Regions from separate parts of the Homo sapiens genome. Here region 2 is linked to region 1. Evidence: chromatin loops called from intact Hi-C (ENCODE). Cell type or tissue: dorsolateral prefrontal cortex. All regions are shown on one strand. Each heading gives the region's core, and the rest is flanking DNA. Links, peaks and the distances in the headings are about the cores only.

The links. Peaks named below come from ENCODE experiments on the same cell type or tissue, not always from the same donor. Only the 100,000 strongest peaks of a DNase experiment are listed, where the experiment ranks them.
Region 2: a loop joins it to region 1, with 2.9 times the contacts of the local background. A loop is called at or near these places in 3 of 110 quality-filtered maps.

Annotation. Positions count from the first base shown.
Region 1 is chr14:38,933,444-38,949,159 of GRCh38, forward strand. No RefSeq gene overlaps it. Among named protein-coding and RNA genes, the nearest start is that of LINC00639, 24 kb to the left of the region's middle. In dorsolateral prefrontal cortex, for the core only: no CTCF peak of the experiment used is centred there; DNase peaks (open chromatin) are centred at 11,488, 14,125 and 15,238; H3K4me3 peaks cover 4,955 bases; H3K27ac peaks cover 7,561 bases.
Region 2 is chr14:38,868,449-38,884,695 of GRCh38, forward strand. All of the region lies in intron 2 of LINC00639 (long intergenic non-protein coding RNA 639), which reads right to left. LOC105370457 (a long non-coding RNA gene) reads left to right here and starts at 10,282. Exons shown (of 5, transcript NR_135256.1): 1 at 10,282-10,293; 2 at 14,148-14,192. In dorsolateral prefrontal cortex, for the core only: no CTCF peak of the experiment used is centred there; no DNase peak of the experiment used is centred there.

The DNA.
Region 1 (15,716 bases), core at 7,273-15,272:
AAGAAAGAAATTCAGAGCTCGAAGACAAGGTCTTTGAATTAACCCAATCGAACAAAGACAAAGGAAAAAGAATAAGAAAATATAAACAAAGCCTCCAAGAAGTCTTGGATTATGTTAAACTACCAAACCTAAGAATAATCAGTGTTCTTGAGAAAGAAGAGAATTCTAAAAGCTAGAAAAACATATGTGGGCAAATAATTGAGAAAAACCTCCGCAGCCTTGCTAGAGGCCCACACATTCAAATACAAGAAGCACAAAGAACACCTGGGAAATTATTGCAAAAATCATCACCTAGGCATACTGTCATCAGGTTATCTAAACTTAAGACGAAGGAAAGAATCTTAAGAGCTGTGAGACAAAAGCAACAAGGTAACCTATAAAGCAAAACCTACCAGATTAGCAGCAGATTTCTCAGCAGAAACCCTACAAGCTAAAAGGGATTGGGACCCTACCTTCAGCCTCCTCAAACAAAACAATTATCAGCCAAGAATTTTTTATCCACTGAAACTAAGCATCGCATATGATGGAAAGTACAGTCTTTTTCAGACAAACAAATGCTGACAGAATTCGCCACTACCAAGCCACCACTACAAGAACTGCTAAAAGGAGCTCTAAATATTGAAACAAATCCTGGAAACACATCAGAACAGAACCTCTTTAAAGCATAAATCTCACAGGACCCATAAAACAAAAATACAATTTACAAAGTAAAAACAGGCCAGGCACAGTGGCTCATGCCTGTAATCCCAGTACTTTGGGAGGCAGAGATGGGCAGATCACCTAATGTCATGAGTTTAAGAACCATCCTGTCCAACATGGCAAAACCCCATCTCTACCAAAGAATACAAAAATTAGCCAGGTGTGGTGGCAGGCACCTGTAATCCCAACTACTCAGGAGGGTGAGGCAGGAGAAACGATTGCGCCAAGGTGGAGGTGGAGGTTGCAGTGAGCCAAGATTGTGCCACTGCACTCCAGCCTGGGAAACAGAGCAAGACTCTGTCTCCAAACAAACAAACAAAAAAAATCAAAAGCAAAAAATGAAACACCAAGGTATACAGGCAACAAATAGCATGATAAACGCGATGGTACCTCACATCTCAATATTAACATTGAACGCAAATGGCCTAAATGCTCCACTTAAAAGATACAGAACTGCAGAATGGATAAGAATTCACCAACCAACCATCTGCTGCTTTCAAGAGACTCACCTAACACATAAGGACTCACATAAACTTAAAGTAAAGGGGTGGAAAAAGGCATTTCACGCAAATTGACACCAAAAGTGAGCAGAAGTAGCTATTCTTATATCAGACAAAACAAACTTTAAAGCAACAGCAGTTTAAAAAGACATTTTTTTAAAAAGCAGTTAAAAAGAGGGACATTATATAATGGTAAAGGAAGGACAAGGTTCCTTGTCCAACAGGAAAATATCACAATCCTAAACATACATGCACCTAACTAACACTGGAGTTCCCAAATTAATAAAACAATTACTAATATGCCTAAGAAATGAGACAGACAGCAACACAATAATAGTGGGGGACTTTAATACTCCATTGACAGCACTAGACAGGTAATCAATATAGAAAGTCAAAACAGAAACAATGGATTTTAAACTATACCTTGGAATACATGGACTTAACAGATTTATACAGAACATTCCATCCTACAACTACAAAATACACATTCTATTCAACAGCTCATGGAACTTTCTCCAAGGTAGACCATGTGATAGGCCACAAAATGAGCCTCAATAAATTTCAGAAAATTGAAGTTATATCAAGCACTCTCTCAGACCACAGTGGAATAAAACTGGAAATCAACTCCAAAAGGAATCTTCAAAACCATGCCAACACAGGGAAATTGAATAACCTGCTCCTGAATGATCACTGGGTCAAAAACAAAATCAAGATGGGAATTAAAAAATTATTTGAACTGAACAACAATAGTGATAAAACCTATCAAAATTTCTGAGATAAAGCAAAGGCATTGCTAAGAGGAAAGTTCATAGCCCTAAACACCTACATCAAAAAGACTGAAAAAACACAAACTGACATTCTAAGGTCACACCCCAAGGAACTAGAGAAACAAGAACAAACCAAACCCAAACCCAGCAGAAGAAAGGAAATAACCAGGATCAGAGCAGAATTAAATGAAATTGAAACAAAAAAAATACAAAAGATAAATGAAAAAAAAAAAGCTGGTTCTTTGAAAAGATAAATAAAATTGATAGACCATTAGCAAGATTAACCAAGAAAAGAAGGGAGAAAATCTAAACAAGTTCGATAAGAAATGAAACGGGAGTTATTACAACTGACACCACAGAAATGCAAAAGATCATTCAAGGCTACTATAAACACCTTTATGCACATAAACTAGAAATCCTAGAAAAGATGGATAAATTCCTGGAAAAACACAACCCACCTAGCTTAAATCAGGAAGAATGAGATACCCTGAACAGACCAATAACAAGCAGCAAGATTGAAAGAGTAATTTAAAAATTACCAACCAAAAAAATGTCCAGAACCAGATGGATTCACAGCAGAATACTACCAGACATTCAAAGAAGAATTTGTACCAATCCTATTGACACTATTCCACAAGATAGAGAAAGAGAAAAGTCTGGAGCATTTAGGATTTTAGCATGTATGAATCATTCTAAATCATTCTATGAAGCCAGTATCACCCTAATACCAAAACCAGGAAGGGACGTAACCAAAAAAGAAAACTATAGACCAAGATCCCTGATGAACATAGATGCTAAAATCCTTGACAAAATAGTAGCTAACCAAATCCAACAACATATCAAAAAGATAATCCACCATGATCAAGTGGGTTTCATACCAGGGATGTAAGGATGGTTTAACATATGCAAGCCAGTAAATGTGATACACCACATAAACAGAATTAAAAACAAAAATCACATGATCATCTCAATACATGCAAAAAAAGCATTCAGTGAAATCCAGCATCTCTTTATGATTAAAACTCTCAGCAAAATCGGCATACAAGGAACATAACTCAAAATAATAAAAGCCATCTATGACAAACCCACAGCCAACATAATACTGAATGAGGAAAAGTTGAAAGCATTCCCTCTGAGAACTGGAACAAAACAAAGATGCCCATTCTCACCAGTCAACATAGCACTGGAAGTTCTAGCCAGAGCAATCAGACGAGAGAAAGAAATTAAGGACATCCAAAGTAGTAAAGAGGAAGCCAAACTGTTGCTGTTTGATGACAATATGATGGTGGTATGGATGTGGTGATCAGGGAACACTTCTACACTGCTGGTGGGAAAGAAAACTAGTACAACCACTATGGAAAACAGTGTGGAGATTCCTTAAAGAACTAAAAGTAGAACTACCATTTGATCCAGCAATCCCACTACTGGGTATCTACCCAGAGGAAAAGAAGTCACTAATAGAAAAAGATACTTGCACATGCATGTTTATAGCAGCACAATTTGCAATTGCAAAATCTCAAAAACTCTAAAGACTCCTCCAGAAAGCTCCTAGAACTGATAGAAGAATTCAGCACAGTTTCTGGATACAAGATTAATATACAGAAATTGGTAGCTCTTCACCAACAGCGACCAAGCTGAGAATCAAATCAAGAACTCAACCCCTTTTACAATAGCTGCAAAAAAAAATAAAATACTTAGGAATATACCTAACAAAGCAAGCAAGAGACCTCTACAAGGAAAACTACAAAACACTGCGGAAAGAAATATAGACAACTCAAACAAATGAAAACACATCCCATGCTCATGGATGGGTAGAATCAATATTGTGAAAAAGACCATACTGCCAAAAGCAATCTACAAATTCAACACAATCCTAAAAAAAACCACCATCATTCTTCACAGAATAAGAAAAAACAATTCTAAAATTCAAATGGAATCAAAAAAAGAGCCTGCATAGCCAAAGCAAGGCTAAGCAAAAGAACAAATCTGGAGGCATCACATTACCTGATTTCAAACTATACTATAAGGCCATAGTCACCAAAACAGCATGGTACTGGTGTAAAAATATGCACATAGTCCAATGGAATAGACTAGAGAACTCAAAGATAAGCCCAAATACTTACAGCCAACTGATCTTCAACAAAGCAAGCAATAACATAAAGTGAGGAAAGGACACCCTTTTCAACAAATTGTGCTGGGATAATTGGCTAGCCACATGTAGGAGAATAAAACTGGATCCTCATCCCTCACCTTATGCAAAAATCAACTCAAGATGGATTAAGGATTTAAACCTAAGAACTGAAACTATAAAAATTCTAGAAGATAACATTGGAAAAAACCTTCTAGACATTGGCTTAGGCAAGGATTTCATAACCAAGAACCCAAAAGCAAATGCAATAAAAACAAAGATAAATAGCTGGGACTTAATTAAATTAAAGAGCTTTTGCATGGCAAAAGGAACAGTCAGCAGAGTAAACAAACAACCAACAGAGTGGGGGAAAATCTTCACAATCTGTATATCTGATGAAGGACTAATAACCAGAATCTACAATGACCTCAAACAAATCAGTAAGAAAAAAAAATCACATCAAAAAGTGGTCTGAGGACATGAATAAACAATTCTCAAAAGAAGATATACAAATGGCCAAAAAACATATGAAAAAATGCTCAACATCATTAATGATCATGATCAGAGAAATGCAAATCAAAACCACAATGTGATACCACCTGACTCCTGCAAGAATGGCCATAATCAAAAAATAAAAAAACACTAGCTGCTGGCATGGATGTAGTGATTAGGGAACACTTCTACACTGCTGGTGGGAAAGTAAACCAGTACAACCACTATGGAAAACAGTGTGGAGATTCCTTAAAGAACTAAAAGTAGAACTACCATTTGATCCAGCAATCCCACTACTGGGTATCTACCCAGAGGAAAAGAAGTCACTAATAGAAAAAGATACTTTCACATGCATGTTTATAGCAGCACAATTTGCAATTGCAAAATCGAGGAACCAACCCAAATGCCCATCAAAAAATGAGTGGATAAAGAAACTGTATATATATGTGAATATATATATATGTGAATATACATATATATGTGAATATATATATATGTGAATATATATATATATGATGGAATACTACTCAGCCATAAAAAGGAATGAATTAATGGTATTTGCAGAAACCTGGATGAGATTGGAGACTGTTATTCCAAGTAACTCAGGAATGGAAAACCAAACATTGTATGTTCTCACTGATATGTGGGAGCTAAGCTATGAGGAAACAAAGGCATAAGAATAATACAATGGACTTTGGGGACTTGGAGGGAAGGGTGGGAGGGGGTGAGGGATAAAAGACTACAAATAGGGTGCAGTGTGTACTGCTTGGGTGGTGGGTACACCAAAATCTCACAAATCACCACTAAACAACTTACTTATGTAACAAAACACCACCTGTACCCCAATAACTTATGCAAAAATAAAAAATAAAAAAAAGTGGGCAAAGGGCATGAACAGACACTTCTCAAAAGAAGACATACAAGCAGCCAACAGACGTGAAAAATTTTCAGCATTACTAATAGTCAGAGAAATGCAACTCAAAACCACAATGGGATGCCATCTCACACCAGTCAGAATGGCTTTTGTTAAAAAGTCAAAAAATAGGCCGGGCGCGATGGCTCACACCTGTAATCCCAGCACTTTGGGAGGCCAAGGCAGGTGGATCATGAGGTCAGGAGATCGAGACCATCCTGGCTAACACAGTGAAACCCCCGTCTCCACTAAAAATACAAAAAATTAGCCGGGCGTGGTGGCGGGTGCCTGTAGTCCCAGCTACTCAGGAGGCTAAGGAAGGAGAATGGTGTGAACCTGGGAGGCAGAGCTTGCAGTAAGCCGAGACCGTCCCACTGCACTCCAGCCTGGGCGACAGAGTGAGACTCCGTCTCAAAAAAAAGAAAAAAAAAAGTCAAAAAATAACATACGTCGGTGAGCTGTGGAGAAAAGGGGACATTTATACATTGCTGGTGGGGATGTAAATTAGTTCAGCCACTGTGGAGAGCAGATTGGAGATTTCTCAGAGAACTAAGAATTGAACTATCATTCGACCCAGCAATCCCATTACTGGGTATACACCCAAAGGAAAATAAATTGTTCTACCAAAAGAATACAGACACTCTTATGTTCATTTGCAGCGCTATTCACAATAGCAAAGACATGGAATCAACCCAGGTGCCCATTAACAGTGGACTGGATAAAGAAAATTTGACATATGTACTATGGAATACTATACATCATAAAAAAGAACAAAATCATGTCCTTTGCAGCAACATGTATACAGCTGAAGGCCATTATCCTAAGTGAACTATCACAGAAACAGAAAACCAAATATCTCATATTCTCACTTGTAAGTGGAAGCTAAACACTGGGTACACAGGGATACAAAGATGGGAACAATAAACAGTGAAGATTACTAGCAGGAGGAAAGAGGGATAGGGACAAAGGCTGAAAACTGCCTATTGGGTACTATACTCACTACCTGGTGACAGGATCATTAGTACCCCAAACCTCAGGATGTCTCTGTAACAATCCTGCACATGTACCCCCAACTCTAAAATAAAAGTTGAAAAAGTAAAAAAAAAAAAAACAATTTGTCAGAAGTCACACAGCTCCTAGAATTTAGATTCTAGGCTTTTGATTCAAATCCAGGATTTGGCACTGGCCACTTAGCTCCAGAGTCCATGCTCTTAAGCCCCAGGCCACACAGCCCAAGTTGAGACTTTTAGAGAAGTCTGCTATTTCATTGCTGAACTACATAGCATAATTGATGACAGGTATACACAGGCTACAAAAAAAAAAAAAAGAGAGAGATTCCTTTGTTGTATTATAGTGACTTATGAGTGTTTTTTTGTTTTTGGGGTTTGTTTTTTTTTTTTTTGAGACGGAGTCTCGCTGTGTCACCAGGCTGGAGTGCAGTGGTGCAATCTCGGCTCACTGCAACCTCCACCTCCCGGGTTCAAGAGATTCTCCTGCCTCAGACTCCCAAGTAGCTGGGACCACAGGCACGTGCCACCACACCCAGCTAATTTTTGTATTTTTAGTAAGGTTTCACCATATTGGCCAGGATGGTCTCGATCTCTTGACCTTGTGATCCGCCCACCTCAGCCTGCCGAAGTGCTGGGATTATAAGCGTCAGCCACTGTGCCTGGCCTTATGAGTGTTTCTTAGCTCCCTCAGTAGAATACCTGGAGTCCAGACTCCTTTAAGGCTAATTGCATGCTGATTCCAATCTTATATCCCACTTAGAATAGTACTTTGTGTAATAGAGGATTTAGCAAATGTACCAAGTCCACTATGTTATACAATACCACAAAGATCCCCCAGAGAGTGATGTAATGTGCTTCAGACTTGTCATATGGCAGCTGCTATGGAACAGTAAACTTCTAATTGTGTCAATAAATAGCATGGATGAGATATGCCAAGCACCATTCCAACCAACACAAGCAGTGGTCTGGGAACAGTGCTGCAAAGATGGCAAGGTGCTGTGTCCAAAGATCTCACAGAGTCAAACATAGGTAATTGTACACATTTTGTTTTGTTTTTTGTTTTGTTTTGTTTTGTTTTGTTTTGTTTTTTGAGACAGAGTATCACTCTTATTGCCTAGGCTGGAGGGCAATGGCGCAATCTCAGCTCACCACAACCTCCACCTCCCAGGTTCAAGCAATTCTCCTGCCTCAGTCTCCCAAGTAGCTGGGGTTACAGGCATGCACCACCATGCTCAGCTAATTTTGTATTTTTAGTACAGATGGGGCTTCTCCATGTTGGTCAGGCTGGTCTTGAACTCCCGACCTCAGGTAATCTGCCCTCCTCGGCCTCCCAAAGTGCTGGGATTACAGGTGTGAGCCACCGCTCCCGGCCTGCACACATTTTTGTGCAAAAGAAATTACCTCTGCTTCTTCCCAAAAGCCTGAAATACAAAAGTAAAGGAATGAACACTAATAAACCCAAAATCATAAGAAGCTCAGTAAAGGAAATGATGTTAAATGTTAATTAATTTTGGAAGATGGTAAATAAATGGGCAAGGAATTTGGGGGAATAAGAGACAAAGTCTACCTCATAGGTAGGGTGTGGCACAGGGCTAATAGAAGACTTTTTCGGATTCTTCATCAATAGTAGTAGAGTCCCAGGTCACCTCCTCCCAACAAACACAAGATAGGCAGAAGACAAGTTTACTTCTGGAGAGGCCGAACTGGAGGTGCCCTGTGCTCCAGGCACAGCTGAGGGCAGCACTGAGGTAAAATTAAAACCGAGGAACAAAGTAAAAGTCTACATACTGAATAAACAAGAACCCCACCCCTTTCTCTCATTCGGCTCTGAGAATATAGGCTTATATTCCTCAAAAAGAAGATCAGAAAATTCCTCTCCAAAGGAAGTCATCAGCCTCTTAGAAATAATTGTGGTACTAACTTCTTAAACTATTTAAAAAGATTTTTTTGCCATTTTACACACCCACACATAAATACATACCAAAAAATTCTAAGCTCCTTAAAAACTAAATTTGTATCCTAGTCATATTTCCAGCCCATAAGACAGAGCTTTGCATGTAATAAATGCTCAGTAAATATTCATTGAACATAAATTTCAGCTGGAAAACTTCTAAGAATACAATATTTACTGCTATGCATCTAGACATGGAGTTCGATTCTTAACAGCCAAAAACTGTTCCCCCAAAACTTCCTAACTCCAACTAAAAACCGAAACCAAAGTGGCCAAGAGTATTTGTTGTGCTCAGGGTGAATATATAACACAACCTCTTCTCTCTGCTTCCTCCAGTGTGGTGTTCAGAAGCCCACTGTGTAAACTTAGATGAGATTATAGCACTGATCTTCATAATCAAAGATGGTGGTTTGATGATTGGTGCCCACACAATCTAAATAAATACATTGTATTTTCTATGGCCTATTTAGTAACATTATGATCACCTTATAAATGAAGTTTTAAGTTTGAAAACTTCTTAAAGTTGTTGAGATTTTTTTGATATGTTTTCTTTTCCTCAGAGTGAAACTCATTGCATTAGATTTTATTTATTTATTTATTTATGTATTTATTTATTTGAGACAGTCTTGCTCTGTCGCCCAGGCTGGAGTGCAGTGGTGTGATCTCTGGTCACTGTAACTCCCGCCTCCTGGATTCAAGTGATTCTCCTGCCTTAGCCTTCCAAGTAGCTGGGATTACAGGCGCCCACCACCATGCCTAGCTAATTTTTGTATTTTTAGTAGAGATGGGGTTTCACCATGTTGGCCAGGCTGATCTCAAACTCCTGACCACAAGTGAACCACCCACCTCGGCCTCCCCAAGTGCTGGGATTACAGATGTGAGCCACCATGCCTGGCCAGATATTATTTTTTGTTAAAGAGGAAGGAATGGTAATTAAGCACTTAAAAATATAGAAAGTTTTATTACAAGATAAAAGTTGGAAAATATGCACTTTACTTCTATAATTTTTTAACATTCCCTAGCCCAGGCTACACTGATTTTATGCTGTCAGTTCTGGGAAGACATCTGTGGTATTCGTCACTATCCGTTAATATTAGCTGTTGATAAGTGTCACTAAGTGATTTTGAGGTTTTAAAAAGCAATTGGTGCCTTGGGAGTTTTCAGCAAGGCTGTGCACATACCAACAGTTGGCAACAGTTCAGGAATGGGGTGGCCAAGTCGCTGACCTTTTCTTTAAGCAAACAGGTACAGAAGAAGGAGAATGGCAATAAGGGGAAAAGGCAGAAGCAAGAATCATTTTTTTTTTTTGATAGATGAGATCAGCTTCACTTAGAGAATAAACTTTTACATTATGATGCAAGGTTGGAAAACAGCAATTCTGAAACAAAGGGTGCGTTCAAGGAGGATGATTATACGTGATCCTCACAACAGCCTTGCAGGGTAAGTATTTTCACCTCCACCGTAGAGATGACAAAAACAAATATCCAGAGAGTATGTCTCTGGTGGTGGACAGACCACCAGCGACCATCCTTAACACCTTCTTCCTCCATCCCGGCAGTGGGTGTGCCGTGGCCTCATTGAGACATCCTTCCCTTTGAGCAGTCAAGCAGGAACAGCTTCTCGGAGCTCTGCCTCCTTCTCCTGGCTCTGCACTGAGGATTTCACTTCTCTAGCAACCCTTGGATAAGCACTGCTCATCACTCCATATCCCTGAGTCAAGAATGGTGCAGGAGAGTTCTTACTCTATAATGCTTCTTCTCCTTTACATAAAAGTCACTCCTCTAGAGGACATGTCACTTTGTACACCACCCCTTGCTTTCCATAATGCCATCATCTACCCACCTCCATGTCAGACCCATCAAAGAAGTCTTTGATATGAGGATCACTCTATTATTCCTTTCAACTGCTGGAAGAATGATGCAAAAAAGACAGTGGATGTGACCCAAGTTCGCTTCGCTTCTACTTTGCCATTTTGCCTGTGGCTATAGCCCAAATATCACCCTGGATACCATTGAGAACCACCTGCAACTTGGAGAGCTACCAGCTTTGGCACTGTATCCATTTGCTAATGACTGAGCTGTGCAATACTGAAGTATCTGGATTTAATTATATATCATTAATAGAAATTACAGAAATTCAAATTTCTAGTATCCAGCAATATTTGGAAAGGCTAGAAGTATTTTTTCAACATTACCAGTAACCTTAAAATAATAAAAAGATGACTAGATTCAGACCATGACCCACTGCCTGAAATGCTACCATTTCAAGACCCAGGGAGGTGATTGAGCAGGGATTATAAATAATGATCAGCTGAAAGTAGCTAGGCAGCAGCAAGAGACAGTGGGGAGACTTCAAAGGCTGCCCTTCAATGGCAGCATCACCTCCCCACACCTCCAAATAGTCTCTATTCGGGACTCTGCCCCTGTGATATAATTGACTGCTGATAACCTAAAATATTATCCTTCCCTGGCCAATGTTTATAGTTAGGTTCTACGAAAATGTCTATATCTGCTTTTCGTAAACATCCTAGTGACCATACTCCTTATAAATCTGCAATTTATAATCTTCAGTTCTTAGCACGAAAATTTAAAAATAACTCCCTTCTTGAAAAAAATTCAAATCTCATGTATACTATGGTCTTATAGTGGGGCTGGAGACTAACATTCGTGTTATCTATTCACACGCCGACATTTCTGCTTTCCTCACAATCCGTTATATATTAATATCTTCCCACACGAGTCATGTGGCTCAGTGGAAATTGACTCCATTCCAGCTCCAGGGATGGATTCTGATCAGTCTAAGTTGATCATGGTAATCCAATCCCCTTGGTTTAGGAATCCAAGCTTTAAAAAATCAACACGTGGCAGTGTTCCACAGCTGGTATCGATCCAGAGGTGAACACAAGATTTAAGTTGGTACAATCAAATTATTCCATGATTGAGCATTTTCTCCCTCTGCAACTGGATGTGAACAAAGAAGCATGTGACCAGCATGCTGTTGAGATCCATCTGGCCACCATGCAGGAAGCCAGCTGAAGACCAGCCAACATATATAGGAAGGCAGAGTCGGGGAAAAAGATCACAGAGAAGCTGAGCCAGAGCCTTGATTATACTGTGCCTGGAGACAGCCTACCTTCAGACTTCCTGCTCCTAGAGTAGTAAATGTCCTCATGAATTAAGCTAGTTTGAACCAAGTGTTCTCTCACTTCTAGCTAAAAGCCTCCTGATTGGCACTACATATATGTTACAGATATTTTTGAATAAAGATAGTTATATATTTGAAGAAAACACCTGGGCCAGGCGCAGTGGCTCATGCCTGTAATCACAGCACTTTGGGAGGCCAAGGTGGGCAGATCACCTGAGGTCGGGACTTCGAGACCAGCCCGACCAACATGGAGAAACCCCGTCTCTACTAAAAATACAAAAAAATTACCTGGGTGTGGTGACGCATGCCTGTAATCCCAGCTACTCTGGAGGCTGAGGCAGGAGAATCGCTTGAACCTGGGAGGTGGAGGTTGCGGTGAGCCCAGATCGCACCATTGCACTCCAGCCTGGGCAACAAGAGCGAAACTCCATCTCAAAAAAAAAAAAGAAGAACATCTGATGGCTACCTACCAAACTGAACATTTAACCTCTAGTGAATGGCACTGGGATTAGTGGTGTGGGAGCCAATATTGACATGGGAGGAGTTTTATGTTTCATATTGTATGTCGCTACTCTTTTATTCTCACAATAAGTATACACAACTTTTTAGTAATAATGGTTTTAAGGTAGCTGGATGAAGAGATTGACTAGTACATCTTTCAAGAATATCTCCATACCTCAATATTCTGACTTTCTTCTTTATTATTATTCTAAGAGGCTTGAAACCACCAATTATATAAGAAAAATCATAATAGACAAGGTTTATGGTGTCTACCTGGCCCAAGCATCTGTTTACTGAGAAATAGCCTACTTTACTACTTTTCTCTCCCCACACCTCTGTCTCTCTCTCCTCTTCCCCACACCCCACCACACATACACAAACACAGACAGGCCCCACAAGCTACATTTCTACTATAGACCCTGCTGTCCTGGCCACAGCCTCTTAGCCTGGTAGTAGACACCTGACCAAAATATGCTTTCTGCCCTTGACTGAAAAGTTTGTCTTTCTGCTAATAATCAGGCAGAAAGAGAATTGTTTGGATCTCAGCAGCAGGGATTAGGTTAGACATAAAGAAAAATGATGGCTATGAGATACTTAATAATCTGTTATGAGATAATAATAATTTTATAATCACAGTATGTAATTCACTTCTAAGCTTTTTGTGTATTATGTGTTTCTCTTTAGTTATTTGGGCTTTTTGTTTGTTTGTTTGTTGTTTGTTTGTTTGAGACAGGGCTCGCTCTGTCAACCAGGCTGGAGTGTGGTGGCACGATCACAGCTCACTGCAGCCTCTACCTCCCAGGCTCAAGCAATCCTCCCACACCAGCCTCCCAAGTAGCTAGGACTACAGGCACGTGCCACCACACCCAGCTAATTTTTCTGGTTTTGTAAAGACAGGGTCTCACTATATTGCCTAGGCTGGTCTCAAACTCCTAGGCTTCCCAAAGTGCTAGAATAACAGGTGTGAGCCACCATCTTCAGCCTCTTTAGTTTCTAAAAGCACATGCCACCCTAACTTTGAATGCTTCCAATAAACTCCCTTCTTGCTTAAGGAACTAGAGATGTATTTCCAATAATTTCAATCAAGAGTCTTAAACTGCGACAAGTACGGAATTGAAGTTTAAGTGTTCAGTTATTACTTACTTCCATAGGCAATATTCAGATTTTTTTAAATGTCCAGAGAGAGGCACATCCACTGGAAGACCTAAGTAGAAGTGTCTGTTTGACTTGCCCAGGATGGTTGGCTTGCAGACCGTAGCTACATATAGCTCCTCAATGCCAGAGTGATGAAGAAATGGCCATCTCAAATGATACAATATTGGGGCTAAAATAAACTAAAGATAACAGCACATATTTCATAAATTACTAAAAAGGAAAACCACATTTTACCTTAGGTATGTTCTATACCCTGCTTTATTTCAAGAAAGACTTCAAGGAGGGTTATAAAAATGCATAACAGCTGGGTGCAGTGATTCATGCCTGTAATCCCAGCACTTTGGGAGGCCAAGCAGGTAGATCACTTGAGGTCAGGAGTTCGAGACCAGCCTGGCCAACATGGCGAAACCCTATCTCTACAACAATACAAAAGTTAGCTGGGCGTGGTGGTGCACACCTGTAATCCCAGCTACTTGGGAGACTGAGACAGGAGAATTGCTTGAACCCAGGAGGCGGAGGCTGCAGTTAGCTGAGATCATGCCACTGCACTGGGTGACAGAGTGAGACCATGTTTCAAAAAAAATGCATAACATACTATGATGATTAATTTTACGTATCAACTGGACTGGACCACAGTATCCAGTTATTTGATCAAACTTATTTTAAATGTTTCTGTGAAGGTGTTTTTCATGTGAGATTAATATTTTAATCAGGAGACTTTGAGTAAAGCAGATTATTCTCCATATTATCGAGGGGCCTCATCCAGTTAGAATTTTTAATAGAAAAGACTGACTTCCCCAAAAAGGAGGGAATTCTGCCAGCAGAGTGTCTTCTCACTCAAACTGCAACACCAACACTTTCCTGGCTCTCCAGCCTGCTGGCCTACCCTGCAGATTTTGGACTTGTAAGGCTCCACAATTGTATGAGCCAATTCTTTAAAATAAATAGATGACAGATATAGATAGATAGATAGATAGATAGATAGATAGACAGATAGATAGATACAAACATCTATTAGAGTTCTCTGGAAAACTCTAATAAAAGTATCAAAGAATTTATGATAAAATCATAAAATGAGGATGGGGAAAAGATAATGCAGGGATAAAGTTTTCATCCAAGATGCATGCCATAGATCTTGCACCCTTTTTAGATATGGGCCACAATTTTGACTCTGAGTTTCCTAGCAACCAACTCAAAAAAGTAAACCTAATTATATATATAATTTAAGAGTATCCATAAAATAAAAATATAGTTGACTTGAACAATGTGGAGGTGAGGGGTGCTGGCCATGAATGTAGTCAAAAGTCCACTTAACTACTAATAGCTACTGTTGACTGGAAGCCTTACCTATAACATAAACAGTCAACTAACACATATTTTGTATGCTGCATATATTTATATACTGTATTCTTACAATAAGATAATCTAGAGAAAAGAAAATGTTAAGAAAATTATAAGTAAAAAATATACTTACATCATCTTCACACTGAGTAGGCTGAAGAGGAAGAGAAGGGGTTGTTGGTCTTGCTGTCTCAGGGGTGGCAAAGGCAGAAGCAAATTCATGTATACTAATCACCCGAGAATGCAAATCAAAACCACAATGAGATACCCATCTCATACCAGCTAGAATGGCCTTATTATTAAAAAGCCAAAAAATTACAGATCTTGGCAAGGCTGCAGAAAAAAGAGAACAATTACACATTGTTGATGGGAATGCAAATTAGTTCAGCCACTGTGGAAAGCAGTTTGGAGATTTAGCAAAGAACTTAAAACAAAACTTACTATTTGACCCAGCAATCCCATTACCAGTTATATACCCCAGAGAAAATAAATGCCACATGTTCTCACTTATAAGTGGGAACTAAACATTGGGAACACATGGACATAAAGAAAGGAACAATAGAACTGGGGGCTGGGCGCAGTGGCTTATGCCTCTAATCTCAGCACTTTGGGAGGCCGAGGTGGGTCGATCACCTGAGGTCAGGAGTTAGAGAGCAGCCTGACCAATACGATGAAACCTCATCTCTACTAAAATATAAAAACTTAGCCCAGCTTGGTAGTGCATGCCTGTAGTCCCAGCTACTTGGAAGGCTGAAGCACCAGAATCACTTGAGCCCGAGAGGTTGAGGCTGCAGTGAGCCAAGATCGCAATACTGCACTCCAGCCTGGGTGACACAGAAAGACACTGTCTCAAAAAATAAAAAATAATAATAAAAATAAAAATAGACACTGGGGACTACTAGAGGGAGGAGAGAGGGTGTGGGGCCAGAGCTGAAAAACTACCTACTGGATACTATGCCCACTGCCTGGGGGACAGGATCATTCATAGCCCAAACCTCAACATCATGCAATAAACTCATGTAACAAACCTGCATATGTAGCCTCTGATTCTAAAATAAAAGTTAAAATTAGTTTTTTTTTAAGAACCTCCAAAAAATAAAATTTATGTATAAGTA
Region 2 (16,247 bases), core at 5,071-13,070, 67 kb before region 1:
TAGTTGTCGATTACAGGAAGAAATGTGCTTGTCCTCTCAGGGAGCCACTGTTTAGCCAGCCCCTCCAAGACAGGTCCTGTGAGGCTTGGTTCAGCCCCATTTACCTAGAAATTAATCATTAAGCCAGGCTGTTCTTCGTTAAGAAGCCAATGAAGTCGGTCTGCCATAGTCCCAGAAATACGGCTTGTGAAAGACTGCTTGAGTTACTCCAAAAAGAAACCAAATCATAGGCACTTAGAATACCCTGAGAAAGCTCAAGAAAGGGGGGAAATGGCATGAACACTTGGCAAAGAAAGCTCAGCAATTTTCTTTTTAATTATTGAGATAAGAGAGTGAGTTTGGTTTCATTTAGCTGTTCAAATAGAAATCTATTTAAATATTTAAACAGAAAAGCCTCCTGATCTACCATCCTGCCCTCCTGTAACAGCTATGGCCTCTCCACAGAGATGAATTTTATAGTGGATTTGGTTTGGGAAACTTCTGTTTTATGGGTTAGAAATTGATTTCAAGAGCATTCAGCAGAGTAAAATACACACAATTGTGTATTTGCTTTGGGGGTAAGTCCACACTCCCTTGCAGTACAAACTAAATCTCCTGCTGGTAAACACTAGGATGTTTGGCGTTTGAATTGCTTCTCTTTTAGAGATGTGGTCCTGATAATCTCTTTCACAAACTATTAAGGGCCCAAACCCTCCACGAATGCCTGGCCCTTACTTCCTGGGCATCATCCTGTGCTGTGTTTCTTCATTCTATTTGGACAAATAAAATTCAACAACATCAAAGCAACAAATATTTGTTATATGCCTACTTGTTGTGCCCAGTGAAAATTTACTCTCCCAGGTGGCTCCTGATAATCAGACAAATCTTGCTGCTTTCTTCCATAACCAAGCCCATTCCAGAATTTAAAGGTTTCTTTAAATTATGCACCCTTCAAGAAGCAATTCCACAAGATGGGGAAAGGCAGCCTGTCACAGCATTTAACCCATCAGACATTTTATGCTTCCAGTGTTTTACTCTGCCTAGAATGTCCAGACCATTTTTTCTTCCAGCAAAATCTTTTAACCTTAAAGGTCTAGCTTGATTCTCAACACTTCAGCCTCCCCTGAAGCACTACCTCCCTGAAGATGTAAGTTTCCCTTCCCTGATCATCGTTTCCAATTTCCTTGTTCCTACTTCAGGCAGAGCTCTAACACTGTATTACAATTTTCTGTTTACCATGTCTGCTTTTCCTCTTTAAACTATGAGTTCCCAAGGAAACAGACTGTCTCACAAAATAATATTCCCAGTACCTACTGTTCGATAAATAAATACTGAGTGAATGAATGAATGTAACAACCCCTAGAGAATCCAATTTGTCTGTATACTTTTATATGTACAATAAAAAGATTAACAGATCCAAAAAGACAGCGTGAGAGCTTTATCTCAACTCTTCACAATATGTGATAAAATAGAATTGAACAAGTACTGTTTTAATTAATACCTAACAGAATGGCATTTATTAATATTTCTGTAGAGAGTAGTGTGAAAGCAGCAATTTTCACTTTGAGATTTCTCATGGGGAAAAAAAAATCAGCTTTTCAAGAAGAAAAGTAGATTTTCCTAGCAGCTCAAACTTCCTTTCACCAAATTCTGTTAAATCGAAACAGCTAGCCAAAAGCTGTTGCACATTTTGTCACCCCAAAGAATGTGATTTTTTTTTCTTGCTATGTTGGTGTGAGCTTTCCCACATTGCTTTATTTGACTGTGTGTGTGCCATTGGTGGCTGAGAAAAGAAAATCTCAGATATCATTCCTTGATTCACCAATTATAAATTTTGTAAAAATTTGTAAAAATACAAATTGTAAACTTGTATATTCCTAGTTAATTTAGTATTTTATTACTTTAAATCATAGTTCTCTTCCTTGGGAAGCTAATGTCTCCTTAATAATGAATTGTGCTTTTCCCCTAAACTATTCCCTGTTATTATTCCTGAACATTCCACACATAAATTCATCTCTGACCTTTTAGATTAATCCCTTTGTTGTTTAAGATCAATTTCGTCTACTTCCTGGTAGCCAGCAAGCCTGTTGGAAAAATATATTCATTCTTTCAAGTCCACAGTAGCACAAAATGCATTCCACAAGCTAGTATAAAACCATTTACAAACCAGAGGCTCCCAGGCTGGTAATTCAGCAAAGGTCCAGGCTGTCACTAATCCATCACGTAAATTGTTCACCTGTGAAACCATAGGTTCCGTATATGGAAATACAAAGCTAAGTCATTGTCCTCATAATTCAGGTTTTTTCAACTCTAACCTCATTACCTGAATATTTCAGATGAATGTGGGGGTTAGGTCAGCCTGAACAGTACAAGTAGAGAGGGTAGGTTAATAACTTTGCAATAGCTAATGTCCATCTTTCATAGGCAAATCAGTATACTCTGCCCAGATTGACACTTCTGTTTCCAACTTAAAGATTGTTTAACTGATCCATCTCCAAAAGTCTACGACTAAATTCAACCCTTAGGCAGTTTGAACATTTACAGTTTTGTTGAACTTAGCAAAATGATCATTTATGTTGTGCATACTCCAATTCTCAAGGCTGAGTTAATGTTAATATCACCTTGATGTGCTAAGATCTCCTAATGATGTGGTACCCAAAATCAATCTTCTTGTGTGCTGATTAGAGATTGATGTGAATTGAGTTATGACTTTATTCATGATAGACAAAAGACAAAGCTTTGGTGGTTTCAAAAAGGAAAAGACCAGCCTTGACAACATGGTGAGTCCATGTCTCTACAAAAAATACAAAAATGTGCCAGGTGTGATGGTATGCACCTGTAGTCCCAGCTACTTGGGAGGCTGAGGTGGGAGGATCACCTGAGCCCAGGAAGTCAAGACTGTGGTGAGCTGTGATCAAGCCACTGCACTCCAGCCTGGGCAACAGAGTGAGACCCCATCTCAAAAAAACAAAAAGGAAAAGATTTTAGAATATCAAATATCTTTTATCTCCTAAGTTAGATGCACAGACTAGCTTTTACTCACAAACAAGGATGAATACACTCTACCCATGCATCTGTGGCAACCAGACACTATAGTTCCAAGGTAGAATTATTACATAAAGTTGAATTTCTTTTTTCCTAAGCTGCTTGGGGTTGTAAGTAGAACAAAAACCTATATTCTGAATTTAGAAACTGGAAAAGCAGGTATGCTAAAATACAGAACATGATGGACAGCATAGCATTAATCTTGTTTTTGGACTTATTTCCCTCATGGAAAATTTCTTCACAAAGAGAGATTTACTGAGGGAGAGTCCAGTCCCCATTGTGCTATAAGAAATTCAGGAGCTTAGATAGAGGCCGTGTAACAAAGTTAGGATATTTGGTTGTGATGCAGGGCAGGGGGTTTAGGAGATCTAAAAATCATATTAAAAATTTAAAACACTTTGATTTATCATATATTTGATATATGATTTATCAAATTAGCAAAACATTTACTTTTAATAATGCTTGAAGCTAATACTGCAGCTACAGTAGTTATGAATAATTTAAATTTGAATTTACATGTTTAATCATTTCTGTCTTAAAAAATAGCAAAATGCAATGTTAGGTTGACTGTTTCTCTGATTTCCATGTAAATTACCAGGGTTAATAAATTTGCTTGTCACTTAACAGAGTCTAGAATTATTCAATTACTAAGTATTTCTTCCTATGTTTTTGTATTTCTCTTATAAGGTCTTCTGGAAGAAAAACTCTGTAGTAATATAATACCTGGCTCTTTTGACATATTGGAGTAAAGATTACATTTTTAAATCTAATAAAAAACAGATTATTTAAACAAAAATTAAACCTTGAATCCAACTATCTTATTTCAAATGTTTGTTTTCTTTACTTTTACTGTTAATAACATCATCTTAGAAGCTTAATAAATTTTCCTTTGTGTTTTGCTCAGTGCATTTGACATATTTGTTTTAGGTAAGATCTCTTTCAATTTAGTTGAGATTCCTGTTCTCTAAAGGAAATGGGCCAGGGAAAGGTGAGAGGGGAGTAACAGAGCTGTCTGAGGAATTGTAGAACTTGAGATGATAAAACAACAGGTGGTCAATGAGTTTTATAAACCTATACCTGAGTACAGACAAGAAAAGCTGTGCTCTAGAAGAAGACAAGCCCAGAGGTCATCAGCAAGTTGTGCTGTCTCAAGAGCTCTGTGTCAAGGCGGAAAATGTTCTCAGATACCAAGAAGCTGACCCAAGCCAAAGACCACACTTAGACCAAACTTTTATGACACATGGGCTTCATCCTGTTACTATACTTTTCCCCTCACTTTTCCATGAGGTACCACCAACATGTTCTCTTATTCACTTATGTATTCATTTAGCACATGCCTGTTGAGCATGAAGTGTGTGCAAAGCACTGGGCCATGCACTAACGCCATAGGCATGGCTAGCCCAATGCCTGCACCTTGAGCCCCTTATGGAAGTCAGCAACCTGCACATGCTCAGACCCCTACCCACACCAGGAAAAAGCACACTGTCTCCCTCCAAGTGTCAACATCAAACAAAAAAATTCCACAGAAACCACTTAAAATCAGAAGACAAAGTTGAAGCCGTATATGTTGAAGTTGTCATTAGACTTGCTGCCTGTTTCTCTTTAGCAGTTTAACCTTCATTCTGGTAATCAATCCTTTTTTTATTTATTTCAATATCATGGTGCCTGGACTAGGACTTATATTTTCATAGCTAATTACAAATATACACATATTTCCTTAAAGGTATATAAAATTATTATCTTGGCCTAGATAAGTTTAAAACCCTTTATGCTTAAATTCCCCTATGGTTCACTGGAAGTGCTGTAGCCAGTGTCCTCAAGGTAGTGAAGAACCATGATCGGCCAGAGTAGATGCAGGAGATAACATGTGCAATGATGAAAACATCTTTGTTTCCTTACCCTGCACCAGGCTTCGTGCCGTGTGCTGGGGCTAGAAAGATAGATTTGACCACAGGATGAAAATAATCACAAGTTAAATTCCTGCCTCAAGTTTCTCATGCTTTCTCAAAGCACACAGACACATCAATGCTAACCATGCAATCAAATGGACATATAAAGATACATATGAACTGGATACTGCAAAACGGAAGCATTACAAAATTGATCTGAAAACAGGAGAGGGGTCAGAGAGAGTTTCACAAAGTAGGCGACAACTGACTCAAATCCCATCAGACAAGTGGGAGCTTTCTAGATAAAAAGAGTGGAAAGGCATTCAAAGCAGCGAAATAGCCTATTGCATTTGGAGAATTGGGGAGCAGTTTGATGTGGCTACAATAAAGATGTGGCAAGGGATCAGGCTGAAAGGTAAGCAGAGATAAGATCCCAATGAGCTTTGAATTCACCACTAAGGATAAGCTTGAGTTTGGGGTTGGAGAATTACATAATTAATTTGGGTATGAAGCTAGAGGTATAAATTGGGAGTCTTTGATTTATGGGTTGAATTTGAAAGTGCAATACATTATATAGAGCTTGTGAGTCAGAAGAGAGGCTGAGAATCTAACTCTTTTGAGCACCATCATTTAAGAAGCAGGAAGAGAAATAAGAGTCCACAGAGGAGTTTTTAAATGAGCAGCCAGAAAACAAGAAGAAAATCGTAAATGAGGAAGAAGGCACAAAAAGGGAGTTTTGAGAAGGAAGTCTCTAGCAGTGCAGTGAAGAGGTCAAGTAAGATGAAAACATAAGATTCCAATAGACTCACCAAGCAGATGATCCCGGGTAGAACAGGAGAGAAGTCAGATTGCAGGAAGCTAAGATAGAAATAACAGATGAAGGAGTGAAGACAATTCAGCCTTGCCTCATAAAGAAACATAAGGCTAGAGAGGACCCAGGAGCCATGAGGTTTTGTTCTGAAGATAAATGAAACTTAAGCATTACACCAGGGGAGAGGAAGAAGTTCAAAATATGAGACTTAAAGAAGGTCACTGCAGAATTGAAGTGTCAAAGGCAGTAAGAGCAGACAGGACTGCAATGTCAGCAGAACATTGGACTCTAAGAAAAAGAGACGAAAAGAAAAACAGGTGCAGTTGAAGACTATTCTAAAAAAAAATCAGTGTTAAGTGAACAGTGTTTATTCCTCCTAGGTCTGGTGAGAAGAAAGGTCTAGGGTAAGAGACATTAGGAAAGTCATAAAAGTTGGAACAACTTGGCATAGGAGATAGCAAAGGAAGTTCAACAAAGGCACTTTGGAGGATCACTGGGTGGTTTTGAGGGTCTACTTAGGATTAGAGATCCTACCTTTTTCTAATGACATTAATCCACAATGCTCTGGGTTTCCAAGAATAAAAGGAGAGATGAATTGATCCGGGTTTGGGCATCGCATGGCAAATGGGCAAGAGAGTTGAAGGTGCTAGCAAGAGAAGCTTAAAAGATGTAGGTGGAAAAGGGAAGGAAATTAATCTAGCTGATGTATGTTACTCAGAAGGCAAAGGGAAATGTCAAGGAACTAGAAGTCTTCACAAATTCAAAGACCAAAGAGGATGAAACTTAGAAAGTGAGACAACTGTTAAAGACAAAAAGCAGTAGTTCAGAAATAGATGAGTTCCTAGTTCCTAGTGGTGACCAGATCCAAGGTGTGAGCATGAAAGTGAGTTCTGGGAGCAGAGTGAAGGTATAGATATTGGCATTGAGATAAATGAACTCCAAGCTACTGATTGTGCATACCAACTGTATGTTTCTCAGGGCTTTATTTATTAGATGCCAAGCATAACACCTCTAACAACCCTATGAGATAGAAACTATTATTTTCATCATCCTCATTTTACAGATGAAGAAACTGAGACACAGAAAGATGAAGCAACTTGCCTAAAGTCACACAGCTATACTAGAAGGACTAGGGATTTAAGCCCAGGCAGTCTGGCTCCAGAATTCTTGCTCCCAACACTACACTACACAACTTTCCCCAGAATGGCACAGTAGCATCTTGGAGCTATAAGCAGCATGGCTCAAATCAGGAGATTTTTGTAGGAAGGTGGAAGATGAATGATCACCTAAAATGTAACTTAATGCCCTCCCTAATATCTGCAGCATTAGTACTGCATTTATTGAGCTTCCACTATGTGCCAGTTTGTGCTATTTTAAAACAATTGATCCTAGTATAGCAGCTATAGAGCTAGGATTTCATTTTGTCTGTATTCCTTCCCTGGAATTTTCACAAAAGGTTTTTGTTATTTAAAAAAAATGATAGCCTGGTATTCAGCCTGCTGGGTAGTAGGATCTTAAATGATTCTATAAAAATCCACTGTCTAGCAGCCAAATATACTCATCTGAGAAATAACTGAACAATTCACGGTAGACTCAAATGGTGCTGCATCCACCGGAATAACTAGCTGGTGATAGTTTACTTTACAGCCCACCTACAACAAAACTGAGAAGTTGCACCTGACACTAGTCAACCTGGCCATCCTAGAACTATCTATACTGCAATATCTTAGCACATCCTAAGGAAAATATTTAGAGATCACACTCATTTTTTAACTCAGATTTTAAACACTCTAGAATACTGTGGCTATGTGAAAGAGCTCCTCCTCGCTCAAATATTCAACTACATCAAGTTGCTTTTTTCCGTTTTCAACATTTTCTGAGAATTATACCAAGAGTTGTGGCTTAACTGTCAGCATTGCATAAATTTTCTAGCACCTGGGTTATCGGTGGAAGTAGGATGTCAATATAATGTCATAACATACTCTATTCAATATTTGTGGTAATAAACTTCAGAATGAATTATGACATACCATAATTTTTCTGTGTTAATGAAGGATGGAGTTGCCTGTGTTTAAATTTTATAGCCTCCTTTTAACAACAGTTACAATTTCATTGGTCTTCTTCCAAAAATATTTGTAGGAAGTATCTTATCCCGTCCCACCCTCCATCAGAAAATACTAAAGTCAAAATGTAGCCATAGTAAGCTAAAAATGTAAAGTTAAGAATCATTATTCTCTACAATGTGAATTATCAGGACTTGCTAATCAGCCATACGAAATGCAAACACTGGCATTGAAATAGGAATTTTTGGAAGGCAGGATAGCCTAGAGGCTTCAGTTTGAATTTCTTCATTTGTCTGAGTATGTTTCCTTGTCCATAAAATAATGACTTCTTCCCACGATTTTTATGAGAATCACATTTATTCAAGCATTTGCCACACTGCTTAATTTAGCACAAAACTAGATAATATCATTTATCTTTTCGTCCTTTTCATTTGACTTCTCAGCAGCTCTTGTCCCAGTGGCCCTCGTTCCTTCTTGATACACCCTCTTCTCTTGGGTTTTCTCATATTTTCTTTGTCTTCTGATATCTTAAGGACTCCTTTGCTGGTTCTTCTTCATCTATGCAATCTCTAAATGTCACATTCCCTTACAGTTCAACACTAAGTCCTCTTCTATTTTTCTCTCTCAGCTCTCTCACCAGGCAAACTCACCCTCTCGCAGGCCTCAAAGAGTACCTACCTGCCAAATTAACAGCTCATTTCTCTCCTCTTAGTTTCAGACTCATGTATTCTTTGTAACTACTTGATATCCCAACATGGAGATCTTACAGACATCTCAAAGCCTCACGTTCAAAACCAAGTCAGGGCCGGGCGCGGTGGCTCAAGCCTGTAATCCCAGCACTTTGGGAGGCCGAGGCAAGAGGATCACGAGGTCAGGAGATCGAGACCATCCTGGCTAACACGGTGAAACCCCGTCTCTACTAAAAATACAAAAAATTAGCCAGGTGTGGTGGCAGGAGCCTGTAGTCCCAGCTACTCAGAAGGCAGAAGGCTGAGGCAGGAGAATGGCGTGAACCCAGGAGGCGGAGCTTGCAGTGAGCAGAGATCGCGCCACTGCACTCCAGCCTGGGCGACACAGTGAGACTCCGTCTCAAAAAAAAAAAAAAAAAAAACAAAAAAAAACCAAGTCAGAGCTGACCCCTGAAGGCCATGCCTGCTCAGACTTGCCCTTTCTCATGCTCCCTCTCCCTGGAAATGCTCCACCATCCACCCAGTAGCTCCAGGCTGCAATCTGAGCATCATCTGATTCTGTTCTTTCTCCACCGTCCATACCTAATCCATGCCAAGCCCTGCCTGTGCCCTATAAGAAGATCCTCATGTTGCCTTTCAATTCTAAAGTCTCGGCTTCTTAGAGCTGGCATTCAAAAGAATTAGCACATTTCAAAACCCTCTACTAAAGTGTATCTTAGAGATTATTTATAAATGAAGGGTTTGATCACAACTATAAAAATATTAATAGTTTAAAGGCAAAGAATATTCCTAAGAACACTCAGTGTTACTAAGTTTTAAAAAAGAGATACATGGTAAAATAAGTTTGGAAAATGCTAGATTAAACAGAATTAAGGTTTTCACTGTTGTCATTGCTGTTTTAACTCCAGACTTCTCAGAGTTTTTGAACAATCCTCATGAATCCATAAGAGGAACATGACCCGTGTGTCACATATTCACCACCCTCTGGTTTATTCTATCAAAAGGGGCCCAGAGCCAACTTCATTCTTATCTGGGCCACCCTCAATTTCCCTAAGGACTGCCATTCATTTTATATCTTGTTTTCATCTGGAACTCCTGAACTCCTGTTCCTTTTCACATGACATTCCTCTTCTTCTTGGCATCAGCTGTAGGGTAAATGTGAAGTTTACCACATATCCTTAACTGCTCTTTATTTCCCACAAGAGCACCAAACAAGTTTTCATAAAAATATCAGACTTTCCCAAGGGCTTGGAGAGGCAAGGAGCATTACGTCATAGCAATTCAAACACCTTAGAACCGAAGATTAGATATCTCCATTCTTAAAAATCCTCTCCTCCTCTCCACCAGAAACCTCTGATTGGCCACCATTGTCCATTTATTCCAGAGTACTGACAGATTGCCTAATCTCTCTCCTTCTTACTCCCTTCCCTCTCTTCTCTACTCTTCTTGGCTTTTCTCCTCTCTCAAACTATACAGTATTTACTTTCAATGCATATCAGATTGACTATTTATTTGATTCCTTCTTCTTTTTCAATCCAGCCAATCTACTCCCAACTGCTTACCAAGTCATTTTTCTAAACAAAGCACTTCCTTCAATAGAAAAACTGCAAGATATGGCTTCAGCTACCAACCTAAAATAATTCAGCATCTTATAGTCAGCAATTGAGTTCTTTTGAAGGGAAGTGTCTTTGCTTAGAAAACTTTGATTGTGACATCCCTTTATTTCAGAACATATTCTAGAATTTCTGTTTCATAGAATTCTTCTTGAATCACAAATTTAAAAAAAAGACAAGACAGAAACAAATTGACATCTCAGGGTAGGTGAATGTTGGGAAGTGGATGTAAAGAAAAATCAACCTGCTGCTTATATAATTGTCATGCAACCCAGGACCTCATGCCATGCCCTTACCCATCCCTGTGGGTACAGGAGTTGTCTCAACAATGATCAGACCAGCAATCTGATAGCAAAAAATACCCTACTGATTCTCCTCTTTTCTCCCACCTCATCCTCATGCACACACATGCATACAAATGCATACACCTTCCCAGGTTTTTCCCACAGGGCTCTCTGGAAGTCTGCTCAGCAGTGTCTTAAACTCCTGCATTACAGCAGGTTGTTGCCTGAGGTCCCAGAATCACTCAGGTCTGGATGGACCACAGCCCAGTGTGCTCAATGCCACTGTGTTCCAGAATATGTTGCTGAGACATCACTCAAGCCACCACGAACTCCGCTGCACCTCTCCTATCCGTTGGAGTTGTTGCTGGCCATGTTGTTACCCTCCCCAAATCACCCACTTTGACTCTGACTGAGCATCAGTCAGCACTACAGCTTCTGCCCCTTGTACTTCCTCCTCTCTGCCAGTGCTCAGCTTCTCCTCAAGGTTCTGATATACCTCCCTCTTCTCAACATTGCCTGTTCTTAAAGGAGCCCCTAAGCAGACCTGCTTTTTTCAGCTGCTATGAACCTTTTGGGATTTTATGCTGAAAATTCTCTCTTCCCAGAGGCATGTGTGCCACCAGGATGGCTAGTCCCATGGTCATTTTCTCAGGGCTGCTATAGAGCAGAGAAACAATTCATGGGCCAAATCTAGCCTGCCACTTGAGTTTGTAAAGTTTTATTGAAAAACAGCCACACCAATTCACCTACACATTGTCTAGGGTTGCTTTCTACTGCAATGGTGGAGGTGAATAGGGTGACAGATAAAGACCTTGTAGCCCACAAAGCTTAACATATTTACTTTTTGGTCCTTTTCAGTAAGTATGTTGATCTCTGCTATAGATGAAACAACAGAACTGTATGATTCCTCAATTTAGCCAGCATAATTTGAGGAGCATCCCCTTGGTGCACACAGACCCAGTAATCTTATCTGGAAAACTAACAGGATAAATGAATCAAAGGATAAAACACTATTCTAACACATGCCCGGGACACTATAGGCCATTCTGATCATGAAAATTAAATAAACAAATAAAGCAAATTTTTTTTGGGAGGGAGTCTCGCTCTTGTTGCCCAGGCTGGAGTGCAATGGCACCATCTCAGCTCACTGCAACCCCTGCCTCCTGGGTTCAAGCATTTCTCCTGCCTCAGCCTCCCGAGTAGCTGGAATTACAGGCACCCACCACCACACCCAGCTAATTTTTGTATTTTTAGTAGAAACAGAGTTTCACCATGTTGGCCAGGCTGGTCTCTAACTCTTGACCTCAGGTGATCCACCCACCGCAGCCTCCCAAAGTGCTGGGATTACAGGTGTGAGCCACTGCACCTGGCCAAAACAGGTAAAAATTTAAAACTGAATGGGAATAATAACCCCAGGATAAAGATCCCGACTATCTGTGGGTAAAGGGAAAAGAACATGTTCAGGGACGGGTAGAGAGGATTTCAACTGTATTTATAACAAAGGTTTCTTAGATTGAATGGTAAGTACAAATGGATTCATTTCTTTCCCTATGTTACATATCTTCCAGATCTATTCCCCCTTTCTCTGTCCTGCTCTGAGCCACAGGAGGCTGGCTATTTGACCTCACCAAAGGGCTCTTTTGCCTCCTGTTTTCTGACTGGGTCCAGCAAATAGACAACTGCAGCAGGACAGGGAAGAAAGACAGGGTATTTATTCCCCCAACTTCCTGCACACTGAATGTGACCCTTGAATGAAAGCCACAGCTCTTAGCAGGAGACCGCCACACAGCCATCTCTGACTCCAGTAACTGCTTCCTCCCCAACTCCTTGAATTAGCCATCTATTGCTACATAACAAGTGACCCCCAAGAACTGCAGCTTAAAACAGAAATCTTTTATTATCTCAAAGTTCCTGGGTGCTTCTTCCTCAAGGTCTCTCGAAAAACTGTAATCAGGGTATTACCTGGAGCTGTATTTTCACCTGGCTCAACTGAGGGAAGATCCACTTCCAACTCACTCATATGGTGTTGACAGGATTCATTTCCTCACAGATTGTTGGACTGAAGCATCCCTCAGTTTCTTCTCATGAAGGCCTTGATATAAAGCAGCTCCAATCTTGGCAGCTGGGTTCCCTCAGAGCAAGCAAGACAACCAGACAGAAGCCATTGTTGTTTTGTAATCTAATCTCAGAAGTGACATCCTATTACTTTTAGCGTGTTCTGTTTATTAGAAGCATATGACTATGTTCAGCCTACACTCAAGAGGGAGGAAGTACCCAAGGGCATGAACACCACACTCACTGGGTGGTGGGAATCCTAGAGATGGTTTATCACACTCTTTCAGGCCTAGAGCAATAACCAGCTGTTACTAGTCCTAGGGTTACTGAAACATTTCAGATTTCCCTAAACTCTGGTAGACAGTTCCTCATTAAGCTCCCTGCAAATTACCTCAGCTTTCCAGGACCCTGATTTGAAAGTGTAATTAAAGTACACTTACAATGGGAAAGTGGCTGCAAACTAAGCTTGGAAATGAGGACATCAAAGACTACTGTACGAGAGTTTGAAGGCCACAAGGGTAATATGTAACTCAGGGCTGACACTTCATTTTTCCAAACAGCTCAGTGTAAAAAATAACAGTAAAAATAGCCTGAGAAAGGTTTTAAACAAGCACAAAGTGGAGATGTCCAAACAAAAGGAGGAAGAGAGAATGAAGTTCAAGTAAAACTTTTCCATTGTAAGTAATTCCAATCCTTCCTTGGTCCTAATGTGAGAAATAGAATTCGTTCTGATAGAACAGGAAAAGATAAGAAAAAAAAATGGGGAACTAGAAATAAAGATAAGCTAAAAGCAATAATGAAAATTAATTGTAACATCTGGGAAAATTTAGTTGACCTTTCTGGGAGCAGAGACAAAAATTTCACTAAGACTAATTACCTTATTTTCAACTTTGACTTTATATTAAGTATGAATCTAGAGGGTAAAACAAATATTTACCTTTAATGAAATGATTTTCAAGTAATAATACATTTATGTCTCTCAGACAGGTTGAAAACTTTTTCCACCTCTAACGTTTTTGCCAGTACATAAGATTTTTATCAATCACTGCCATACTTATTAACCTGAACTTCAGTACTAATGTTAAAATAATTTACATTTTTATTAAAATCCTGGTTTCTTAGAAAATTATTTTTATCTCAGTAGTATCTACCATGCCCTGAAAAAGAAATAGTAGGCAAGACTTTACATGTTAGCTCAATAGCTATAGATATTAATAGGATCCTTTGTAGTTCAGAGGGGAAAACAGAACAGAGCTAGGGTTCCCACCCTTCCCTTCAACTCTTCTCCATCTAAGTATAATTGACCAAGCCAGAGTGGAGGCAACTCATTTCTGGGATATCCATCCATTAGATAAGAGATGCAGACATAATAGCCAAGAAATAAGTCTAAAATGCATGGAAGTTTTTATCCTTAGTTATTGAATGAGTTACGTATTTCCTAATTTTCTGCTGAGCCTAGAGAAGAAAATGACCAATCACTTTGGAAAGATATTGATGTTTATGAAGTATAGCCTCTGAATATCTCAAATGGAAAGGAAAGACTATATTTAAACCAAGGAAAAAATTTTACATGAGTACAATTTTATTGCTAGGGACTAACTTTCATATATAATGATTGCTTACACATAAAAATTCATCTATGACATTAAATACCAACTATATAATTCAATTAACTTTATTTTTCCCTTATAATTATCTGAAAAATTTATTCTTTTACAGTGAACAAATTCTTCCCACTCTTCTGAGCAACCATCTCAAAATATAGTAAGTACTGGCCATTTAAATAAAATAAAATTCCCTAAGTAAGCTCATCATTGGTAGTGATGACTCACTACTCTGTTTATAAGTAGGTTATAGTTGAGTAAACACTGTCAACACAAATAAATCACCTCAGACCATTATGTTGAGAAGATCATGGTTGTATTAACTGGTTTTCATGTATGCCTCATTACTTCTTTTTCTGGATTATTCATTGAGAGGGAGCACTATCTATTTAATTTTTTTAATGTCATGGAAGTAAAAGATGTGTGATGGGCACAAAAACTCTCCTGTGAATGTTAATGTTAACTTTCACTTGATTGAAAAACTGCAGTGTAATTTTTACCTGAAAAGAAACTTTGCCTTGAGTATAATACCTTCAAATTATGTAGAGCTTTTGTCCCTTAGAGTTCACATCTCCTCAATACCTAGAGAGAGATAACTGAGCTACAGAATAATAAGCTGATATATTTGAAAGAAAATGCTGGTACATTTTATTTAATCAAAAGATTTTTAAAATGACATTATCAGCTCTTTCAGACAAAAAAATGACTTCTTTGAAATTGGACATCAAACAAAAATTATACAGTGAAATTCCATTATAACTAGATAATTTTTTTAAATATCCACTCCTTCACCGAACATATATTGGCTCACCAAATATTTACTGAGCCCAACTATCATGGGCTAGGCACTGTGCCAGGTACTGGGAATACACAGATAGAGGACATAGTCTCTAGCCTCATGATACTTAGAGTCTATAGAGAAAAAGGTAAATAGATTACTAAAATATTGAGAAATAAGGACTCTAATAAAGGTGTACATTCCGCGATAGTCTCTCATTACTGTTGTAATGGAGTTGTGTTGTAGTCTTTTTTCTTTTTTTTGAGAGTCTCCCTCTGTCGCCTAGGCTGGAATGCAGTGGAACAATCCCAGCTCACTGCAACTTCAGCCTCCCGGGTTCAAGCAATTCTCTTTCTCAGCCTCCCGAGTAGCTGGGATTACAGGTTCCCACCACCACGCCCAGCTAATTTTCGTATCTTTAGTAGAGACAGGGTTTCACCATTTTGGCCAGGCTGGGTCTTGAACTACTGACCTCATGATCCACCTGCCTCAGCCTCTGTAGTCTCTTTTAACAAGAGCTAAGACATTTCTTTAAAACTCTTTTGGTAATGATCTTACCTTGGAGGTGCGGAAAGAAAAGGTATCAGTCTATGTTTGGGGGATTTTCTTATATACCATTAATACCCTTGTTTGAAAGAAACAATATGCTGATGTCCTAAAAATCTGATGAGAGAACACTGAACTGATGAGCAAAACTTGACAAAAATAAAGTTTTGATAACCAAACTCTACCTCCTCAAGCAATTAGAAAGAAATGAATCAATAGGAGATAAGCCCACTCCATTCTACCCTGCAGCTCAGTGTTAACAACAGCCTTGAAGTTAGAGGACCAGTGAGGAGTTTATGAGTGTGTGCATGGAGGAGGGGAATGGGGATCTCTGTGAAGTCTGAGTCCCAGTCACAGAGACATTAAATCTCTCCCATTCAGAACACCTCTAATCTTTTCTCCTCTAACACCCCTACATTGGAATTTTCAAGGTGTGGGACAGAGATTACACAGCCAAGTCAGCCTCCTCTCAGCTGCTTTCATTCTGTGAGAGAAAAGGCCCCAGCTGACCCTGAAAGTTTATAGTCCTGATCAGGATGGGCAAACAAGAGGTGGATCTGTCCACAACACCAAGTCAATCAGTTGTTTCATGCCTTTGTCAAGGAGCTGGTGGAAAGACTGCTGAAATTGGTCAAAATACATAAATATTTAGGTTGGTGCAGAAGTAATTGTGGTTTTTGCCATTACTTTTAATAAATTACTAATAAATTAGTAACCCCTTAGAAAAAACTTGACCAGAAGTCATTCTACAATAGGCACTTACCACATTGCAAATGTATTCCTGTTACAGGGTAGGGACTGTTATAAACTGAAGGTTTGTGCCCTCTCCCCAAAAAAATTCATATATTGAAATCCTAACCCCCAAAGTGATGGTATTAGGAGGTGGGGTCT